Linked DNA regions of Homo sapiens: region 2 is linked to region 1. The links are chromatin contacts, found by Hi-C in ENCODE. All regions are on one chromosome and are shown on one strand. The core of a region is the stretch at or near the end of the contact, and the rest is flanking DNA. Distances in the headings are between cores, read along the strand shown.

Evidence for each region. Hi-C counts contacts between places; a loop is a spot of excess contacts on that map. Pooled maps may share reads with other maps.
Region 2: a map of CD8-positive, alpha-beta T cell shows a loop between it and region 1 (7-fold over the local background). The contact joins the promoter of RFX7 here to the promoter of COPS2 in region 1. A Hi-C loop is called at or near these places in 2 of 168 maps with a recorded cell type or tissue (CD4-positive, alpha-beta memory T cell and CD8-positive, alpha-beta T cell) and 5 of 50 pooled maps.

The regions. Positions count from the first base shown.
Region 1 is chr15:49,153,558-49,157,444 of GRCh38, reverse strand. COPS2 (COP9 signalosome subunit 2) reads left to right here and starts at 1,846. Exons shown (of 13, transcript NM_004236.4): 1 at 1,846-1,920. The coding sequence starts at 1,867. It also overlaps a transcript of GALK2 not described here and the pseudogene NDUFAF4P1. RefSeq lists enhancers at 894-1,812, 1,571-2,100.
Region 2 is chr15:56,241,817-56,245,703 of GRCh38, reverse strand. It overlaps RFX7 (regulatory factor X7), which reads left to right and starts at 1,825. Exons shown (of 10, transcript NM_022841.7): 1 at 1,825-2,259; 2 at 2,417-2,579. The coding sequence starts at 2,419. LOC124903569 (laforin-like) reads left to right here and starts at 886. Exons shown (of 3, transcript XM_047433428.1): 1 at 886-970; 2 at 1,525-1,721; 3 at 1,822-2,353. The coding sequence starts at 886. The coding sequence ends at 2,271. It also overlaps a transcript of TEX9 not described here. RefSeq lists enhancers at 1-561, 800-849, 562-1,207, 1,208-1,853 and silencers at 1,100-1,149, 1,640-1,929, 2,080-2,139, 2,230-2,299.

The sequences.
Region 1 (3,887 bases), core at 597-3,096:
CTTAAAACCAATTCAAAATAAAATAAATCCTCAATACTTCTTATTCCCTGGGGTAGTAATTTTAATTAGATTTTATTGATTCTTTATTTTCTCCTATGTGCCTTTATTTGGGAAATACTGTTAGTCTACCTTACTATCGAGTCTCTTTCCCTAGCAAGAAAATGTCAGTCTTAAGAGTCAGGAAAGCTTTTACTTTCACTATCACATATGAAGAATGAACTAAACACCTAAATTGGATAGGAAAACTTAAATGAGGGATTCAGGACACTTCCCAAGGGGTCATATGACCAATTTAAAAGTTGGTATGATGTGTCTAAAATAACAAATTAACTCTTTTACTTATAATAAAGGTACAGATGTGCTGATTAGTCATGCTAACATGTACATATGAAATATGCCTAAACCAAATTAAAAGAAAACAAAATACAGTCTATGGCAATCTTGAAAATTCAGGGAGCTCAATAAATATTAAGAGGATGCTCTCACAATGAGAGCATTAAACACTTGGTAATTAACATAATTTAATATGCAAAAATAAGAAAATATACAGGATGAGGGATGAGGAGTACACATAGGAAATTTTTGTGATTTTCTTCATTTTGATTGTATTGCTTTCTTGTCTTCAGGAGGGAAGATTTTGACTTCAAAAGTAACAAAATATTTAAGAAGGGAATTCACATCTTTCTGTTCTAAATGATATTCTTGCGCTATTTTCTCAGCAGTTCATGTTTCTGGATAAAGTTTATGATTATTGAAAAGTGTCAATGCTTCTACAGTGGAAATTTTGCCTTTGGGAATGCTCTTAATATTTATCATATCAAAGTGATGGCCTTTCGGCAATCTGAATTTCTTTGGCTCCTGACGTGTTTCAGCAGCTTTCAGCTGCACGGAAGACACAGGATCTTTGGAATCAACACACACATATTTTAGAAATGACAGCAGCTTGTCATCTTTACGAGCAATCTCTCCCTTAATTTCTGGATAGAGACTAATCTGCTCTGGCAGGAGGCTGCTGGTAGAGGGGTGCCTGGGAGCGAGAGAGGGCTTCATGTTGCGGATTTCCCTTTCCGCTCGGTTCTCTTGAAATTCCTGATCCCGCGAGTCACCGCAGCCCCCATCTCCTTACAACATGATGCCCTCAGGTTCACAGTAATGTATTTTTTAAAAACCAGTCGTTGTTACCTTAATTTGGTCCCAAGGGCTGTAAAGGTCAGTTTACAACTCGTTGAACAACTGAGTAAGATTTAAGGCAACTCAACTGATAGCTGCATACCTAATTTAGGATATCCATAGAATTGTTTTGTCAACTACAAATATAACAAGCATTAAGTGTAAACTGTGTTGCTGAAAAGTACTCCAAGTATCTTAGGAACACCCACCGCAATGTGTGGGCTAAATGCACACGTACAATGATAGCAGAAATAATACCTGTCATATAGGACGGGCATGTCAGCCTTTTCTCCGCGAAAGGCTTCTGGTCCTAAGCTGTCCCTTACTTTCACCGGAATGAGATGCGTCCAGAGTCCCAAGCAAGGGAGGAGACTGCTCCTTTACCCAGGAGGCTGGAAACTGCTCGATGCGAGCGCAGTTTCCGACGCCCTTCGGCTGAGACCTGCAGCACCGGACGATGTCCCAGTTGCCAGCTTTAGTTGCTAAGGCACCAACCACTTCGGAGGAAACGGGGGGTGGTGCAGTCTCTTTTGGAGTCGTAGCGAATCAGCTACAAGTCGAGATAATTAGTTCCGGCAGGAAACAGCTCCTCTAAGAGGGACTGGAAGGCGGAAAGAAGCTGAGAGTGACGCCTCTGAGCCGCGGAGGATTGTGGGAGGAGGTTGTCTCCAATTTCTCCTCCCCCTCCCGGCCAAGATGTCTGACATGGAGGATGATTTCATGTGCGATGATGAGGAGGACTACGACCTGGTGAGGCGCAGGGAATGGAACTCTGAGGGTGGTGATGTGTCTTGTTTTCGGGGTCCGGGCCGGGGCGCCCGCGGCCTCTCCCCGTAGAGCATGTGCCGTTTACAGCCTCTCTCAGTGCGGTGACAGGACTGGTTTACCTCCTCCCCGTTCCCGCACCGGGCCCGGGCCCTGCTTCTCCAGCATGGGGGAAGGGAGGGCAAAGGAGGCAGCGAAGGGGGCCCCGGGCCTTGCCCTCCGAGTCTGAGCGCCTCTTCGGTTTACACGGATGCCCCTGGTCCCAGGCGTTCGGTTCTCTGTCTTCTGCCTCCCCACCGCGCTAGCCGCCTCGGTGACCATGCTGCGGTGTAGGCCCTGGCTTTGCCCTTTCGGGCCCAGCGTTCCGGGCCCCCACTTCTTCACACTGGAACTGAGCGGGTGCGAAATGCTAGGAGAAGTCAGAAAACGGGGGTGTCCTTACTGCTCCCAGGCCTGACTGCGAAACGCAACTTGTGAGTCTCCTGGAGACATAGCTTAAATAGTCTTGCCAGGGCCAGTTTTGGTCCGAGGTAAGTGTGTAGGGGAGAGTTCAGAGCAAAGATAACTGAAAAAAAGGTAGTCGAACCACTTTTTCAGTTCTTTATAAAGAAAAGCTGGGGAGGAGGTTTTGCTTGTGGTGTTTTTGGAGGACGGGTGAAAGATAATTGAACCCATGGCTTTTCCCTTAGAAATTTCCCAGTATACAAAGTTTAAAACAGCAACAGCATAGAAATAAACGAATTTTTCTGACCGAATGGAGATTTTTAAAGATTCAAAGCTTCATTTATTAATGGATTTGCAAGTTTGAATAACGTTTGCTATTCAAAAACATCGTGTGGAAACTCAGAAAATTATCTTGATCCAGAATTAACGTCAATTTTGCTGTGTTTCTTTATTTTGGGGGTGTTTCATATGGTTCTTTTATGGTGATGCTGCATTATCATAAAGTTACGAAATAGATGTTTTGGGACGTCTGACTCATTTTAAGTGCCAGAGATTGTCAAAATATTAATACATTGTTTTGAATTAGTCTATAACTTTTTCGTATATATTTTCAGTTTTTTGCATTTTAAAATAAGGCACACTTTGCAAAAGGGAGAAAGGAAATTCTCGCTATTATTTGAAAGTCATAGTAGAGATTTTTATAATTTTTAAAGTTAAATGTAGTTTCGCTAATAGTTATGGTTTCTACCTTACATTTTAGTTTGTGCAAGCCAGTTGTAGGCAGTGACTTCAGTTCATTAAGAATATGTATCTGTCCATTTTTACTTATTACCTGTTTATTTATATTACAGGTGTTTTGTTATCAAAATGTTTCTTTTATATGTGCTTGTATTTTTTTAATTGATTCATAGTATTTTGTACATATTTATGGGGGGTTTCGTTACATGCACAGGATATGTAGTGATCAAGTCGGTATTTAGGATATCCATCACCTTGTGTTTTTATCATTTCTGTGTCTAGGGAATATTTAAAGTCATCTCTTCTAGATATTTTGAAATATAAAATACGTTTTAACCATAGTCACCCTGCTCCGCTGTCAAACATTAGAACTTACTCCTTCTATCTAACTGTTGGTTTGTACATACCATTAACCAACTTCTCTTACTTCCCCACTCCTCTTCCCCCCACAACACCCTTCCTATCATTCTACTCTCTACCACCGTGAAATCAACTTCTTTTGCTCCCAGATCTGAGTGAGAACATGTGATATTTGTCTTTCTGTGCCTGGCTTATTTCACTTAACCTAATTCTCCAGATCCATGTTGCTGCAAACTGACAGAATTTCATTCTTTTTTATAGTCAAATAATATTCCATTATGTATATATACCACATTTTCTTCATCCGTTTATCCATTGATGGACACTTAGGTTGATTCCCTGTCTTTGCTGTTATGAATAATGCTGCAATGAACATGGAGTGCAGGTATTCCTTTAATAGACCGATTTTC
Region 2 (3,887 bases), core at 576-3,075, 7.1 Mb before region 1:
AGACTAATAATACCTACATTATACACTCTTGGGGAGGAATAACTATGATAATGTATGGAAAGTGCTAGTCTGGCACACAAAGTGTTCAACAAACATTAGCTATTTTTATCCTTCAAAGCTTCTGTCTAGTGCACACCATGTCTATCAATTAGGTCCACAAAAATACTGTCTTTACACACCCACATGAAGATATGTATGCAAAATGAATGTCGTAAACCACCTATAGTTTCCTAAAGTGGCTAAGCTAATAGAGACCTTAGAGTATGGAAAAGGGGGCTCATTTGTGTGATGCAACTCGTGCAATGGGTAGTTGGAGCACAGCGTAATCCAAGAGGCCCCGGGGGCGGGGGGGCGGCTTATTTTGCACACAGGTGTTCTTCCTCCCTGCACCCCCACCCTCAACCCTCACCACGTGCAAGCATTCAGTGTGAGTCTGGGCCTTAAGTCTGTGGGCCAGGAGAGAGGGCACAGTGGACAAAAGCAAGAGGGTTTCAGGCCAAGGCAGGGAACTGAGAACTCAAAGGCCAGGCAACCCAAGCCAATCAGATTCACCATCCACTAGGAGTCTAAAAGGTGGCAGAGCCCCACAGCCCAAAGTCCACACACAGCAGGAAAGTGGCCAGAGGATCTAACAGGTAGAAACCTGATAGACACTCTATCAGAAAAGTTAAAGCTGAAGGGCTCATAACACCCACGGGCCCAAAGAAAGGTCAGTGTGAGCTGAACAGCTGTTCCATTTGGTGCCAGAGGCCTTGGCTGTTGTATTCTACATCCACGCAGCCTCCCTGATCAGCCCCACCTAGAAAAGCCAATTCTTCTGCTCTTAAAGGAGACTGACTTATTTGTGGCAAAGCTATCATTTAGGTATGAATGGGAAGGGGGGGAATGGTGCGGAGTCTGCGGGGGGAGGGCGGGTGTTCAACGGGCTCCAAAGGAAGGAGCTCGTGGCTGACGCCTGAGCCTCCATGTTGTGAGTACTACATGCGTTTCTTTCAGAGGCAGGCAGTGGCCTTGGCTGCAGGGACCCTGACAAGCCGCGACTTGAGCTATGCTTTAGAGCCTGGGTGGAATTGGGAGCGGTATAAAGGAGGGAGGGCATTCCTGGAAAGGGGGTGGGGTGGGGTGGGGAGGTGGAGGGGAACAGCATGAGCAAAGGCACGAAGGAAGAATGAATCTGCTGCGCGTTGAGGATGGCATGGAGACTTCCCTGATTGGAGCCGGGAGTTCTTGCAGGGGGATGGAGGCCGCTATGATTGGATAGTTAAAGTGGGGCCAGATTTGGAGGGCTTTGAATGCCCGACCGAGGAGCACTCAACCCAGCTCCTGACTCGCGATTTCCGTTCAAGACCGAATTACCTAAAGGGTGGTTAATTCCAACGGGTGTTCTTCTTTGGGGGCTTCTGAAAAGTCAGTTTATCGTCTTACCTGCTTCAGTTCTCTTCATTTACTCAGGGAGGAAGTAATCCTCACATGCATGTGCAGGGGAAGGGGGATAATGTTGATTTCTCTTTACTTGCTTTGAAGATGCCTCCCCCGCCCAAATCCCATTTCCACGCCAAATATTATTAAATTTGGTTTCTCCTCCTCCTCCTCACGCAAGTTCTCTTTCTCTCGCCAGCACCTCCCCCACGTTTTCCTGCTCTCCACCAGCCGGGCCGGACTCCTCCCGGCCCCCAGCGGCGCGCTTCCCTGGCCCGCTGGCCCGCGCCGCCCTCCGCGCCGTGCGCCCCCATCCCGGCCCGTCGCGCCCGCGGCCCGCACACCCTGGTCCACGCCCCCCGGCGGAGCGGTAGGTGTTGTGCGGTCTGCGCCGGGCCGCAGTGCGGCTGCGCGCACTGGGCTGCCTCCGGGGCTGGCAGGGCAGCGGCGGCCGCGGCGGCGGCGGGGCCGGGAGCGAGCGGCGGCGGCGGCGGCGGCGTGGGGAGTGGCGTGGAGCGGTGCCTGGGGCTGCAGCAGCACGGGGACCCGGCAGTAGAAAGCCCCGGGGACAAGGAAGGAAGGCTTGGCCGCCAAATCCCTGAGCAACCGTTCTTCTTGGATTTTGGGGGGAGCCTGCCCCCCCCACTTCGTCTTCAAACGCCCCCATCTCACCCCCCCACAGCCCCGGCCGCTGACGGGAGGAGGCGGCGGCGCCAGCGGGGGGCTGAGGGGCGCCGCCATGCCTCTCCCGCGGTGAAGCGCCCCGGCCGTGAGGAGCCGCTGGTCTCCCCGGTGATGTTCCCCAGGCGGCAGGCGAAAGCGACTCACTCGAGCCCTGGGGTAAAGGCCTAGCTTATCCAGCTTCCTTCCTCCTCCTCCTCCTCTTCCCCTCCCCCTCCCCCTCCTCCTCTCCCCCCTTCGTCCTCCCCTCCCGGTCTCTTCCCTCACCCTTCCCCGCGCCCCCATCTTTCCCTCCCTCCCTCCCACCCCTCTGCAGCGATGGCAGAGGAACAACAACAGCCGCCACCACAGCAGCCTGATGCCCATCAGCAGCTTCCCCCCAGCGCCCCCAACTCGGGGGTGGCCCTGCCAGCCCTTGTGCCCGGGCTGCCAGGGACAGAGGCCAGCGCGCTGCAACACAAGATCAAGAACTCCATCTGGTAAGAGGATCCTCCATCGCTCGCGTGAAAAAGCCCAGGCACATTTCTGCTGCAAAGTGGGTGGGGGGCGGCGGGCGGGGGGAGCGGAGGAGGAGGCTGATGCATTCATTGAATGTGGCTTTCCCCAGTCGGGTGCACATTTGTAGGATCTCTGGAGGTGTGCGGACTTTGCATCAATCAGCCCCTGTCTTCTTAGCTAAAAAATGCTTTTACCCCTTCCTCAATTGTGAGTGCAGATAAACAAGTTTTTTGGTTTTATTTTTTCACTCATTGTAACAGAAATATGGGTCGAAATTAAGTCATATTGCATGATGGTGGCATGAATTTGGAACTGGAGAATGTGAAATGTGTTTACTCCTTTTTGCAGCCATAGAAGGAGGAAGAAGTGTATTGTGAATTTTCACCAAACAGATACTGTGCGTAAGAATATTAATATGCAGCACAAAACCTAATGTGTCTCTTCCTTTCAGTTGGGTTAGCTGCTATTTCTGAATGTTTTTGCCTCCCTTATCCTAATATTAAATTTCTTTTTCAGGGAGTTTATTCTTTGCATTGATTGTGAAGAAAGTGCTTTTTTAGTATAAAATATTTTAAGATGGTAGTTTACAACAAAGTGGTTTTTTTTTAAATTAAAATATAGGGAATCAAATGTCTTGCCATTTGTATGTCTTTTTAAAAGAAACCATTGATGGAATATCTTTCGCTATTTTACTTTCTTGTATGAAAATTTCCAATATTTCAGCATTAAACTCCTAAAGTCTAGTGGGAATCTTTTAATAATTAAATACACTAAGTCCATCCACTGTTAGAGCCATTGCAATATTCTTTGAACATGAACTTGCATTGTTTTGTAGGATGCTTCATTAACTGCCTTTTTTAAGTGTAGCAATATTTTTTAAATGGAAAGTAATATTTGGAATTTGGTCTAAGATTGCTTTTAATAGAAGTTTAAAAAGAATTTTATATGGTATTTTAAAAAGCCTTGATTTTGAAAATGGAAATGAAATCTTTGCAGGGCCATCATTGAATATGAGTACTAAAATATCAAAACTCATTTTCTCATTTTGAAAACATATCGTAAAGCAACTGGCGTTGCATGAACAGTATTTGCACATTTTTAAAGTGACAATTTTTAAATACAAGATTTAGGTTAGTTATATAGTAATTTTCATTATTTTCTTGGCATGCATCCATGCCGTCATGATGCTGATATGAAGTAGGTCAGTGCAGGCTTTAATAGTTTCATCAACAGTAGTTGGCAGTTGAGTATCTTGCTTTCAGTTTTAATTTTAAAATGAAGTTTAAATA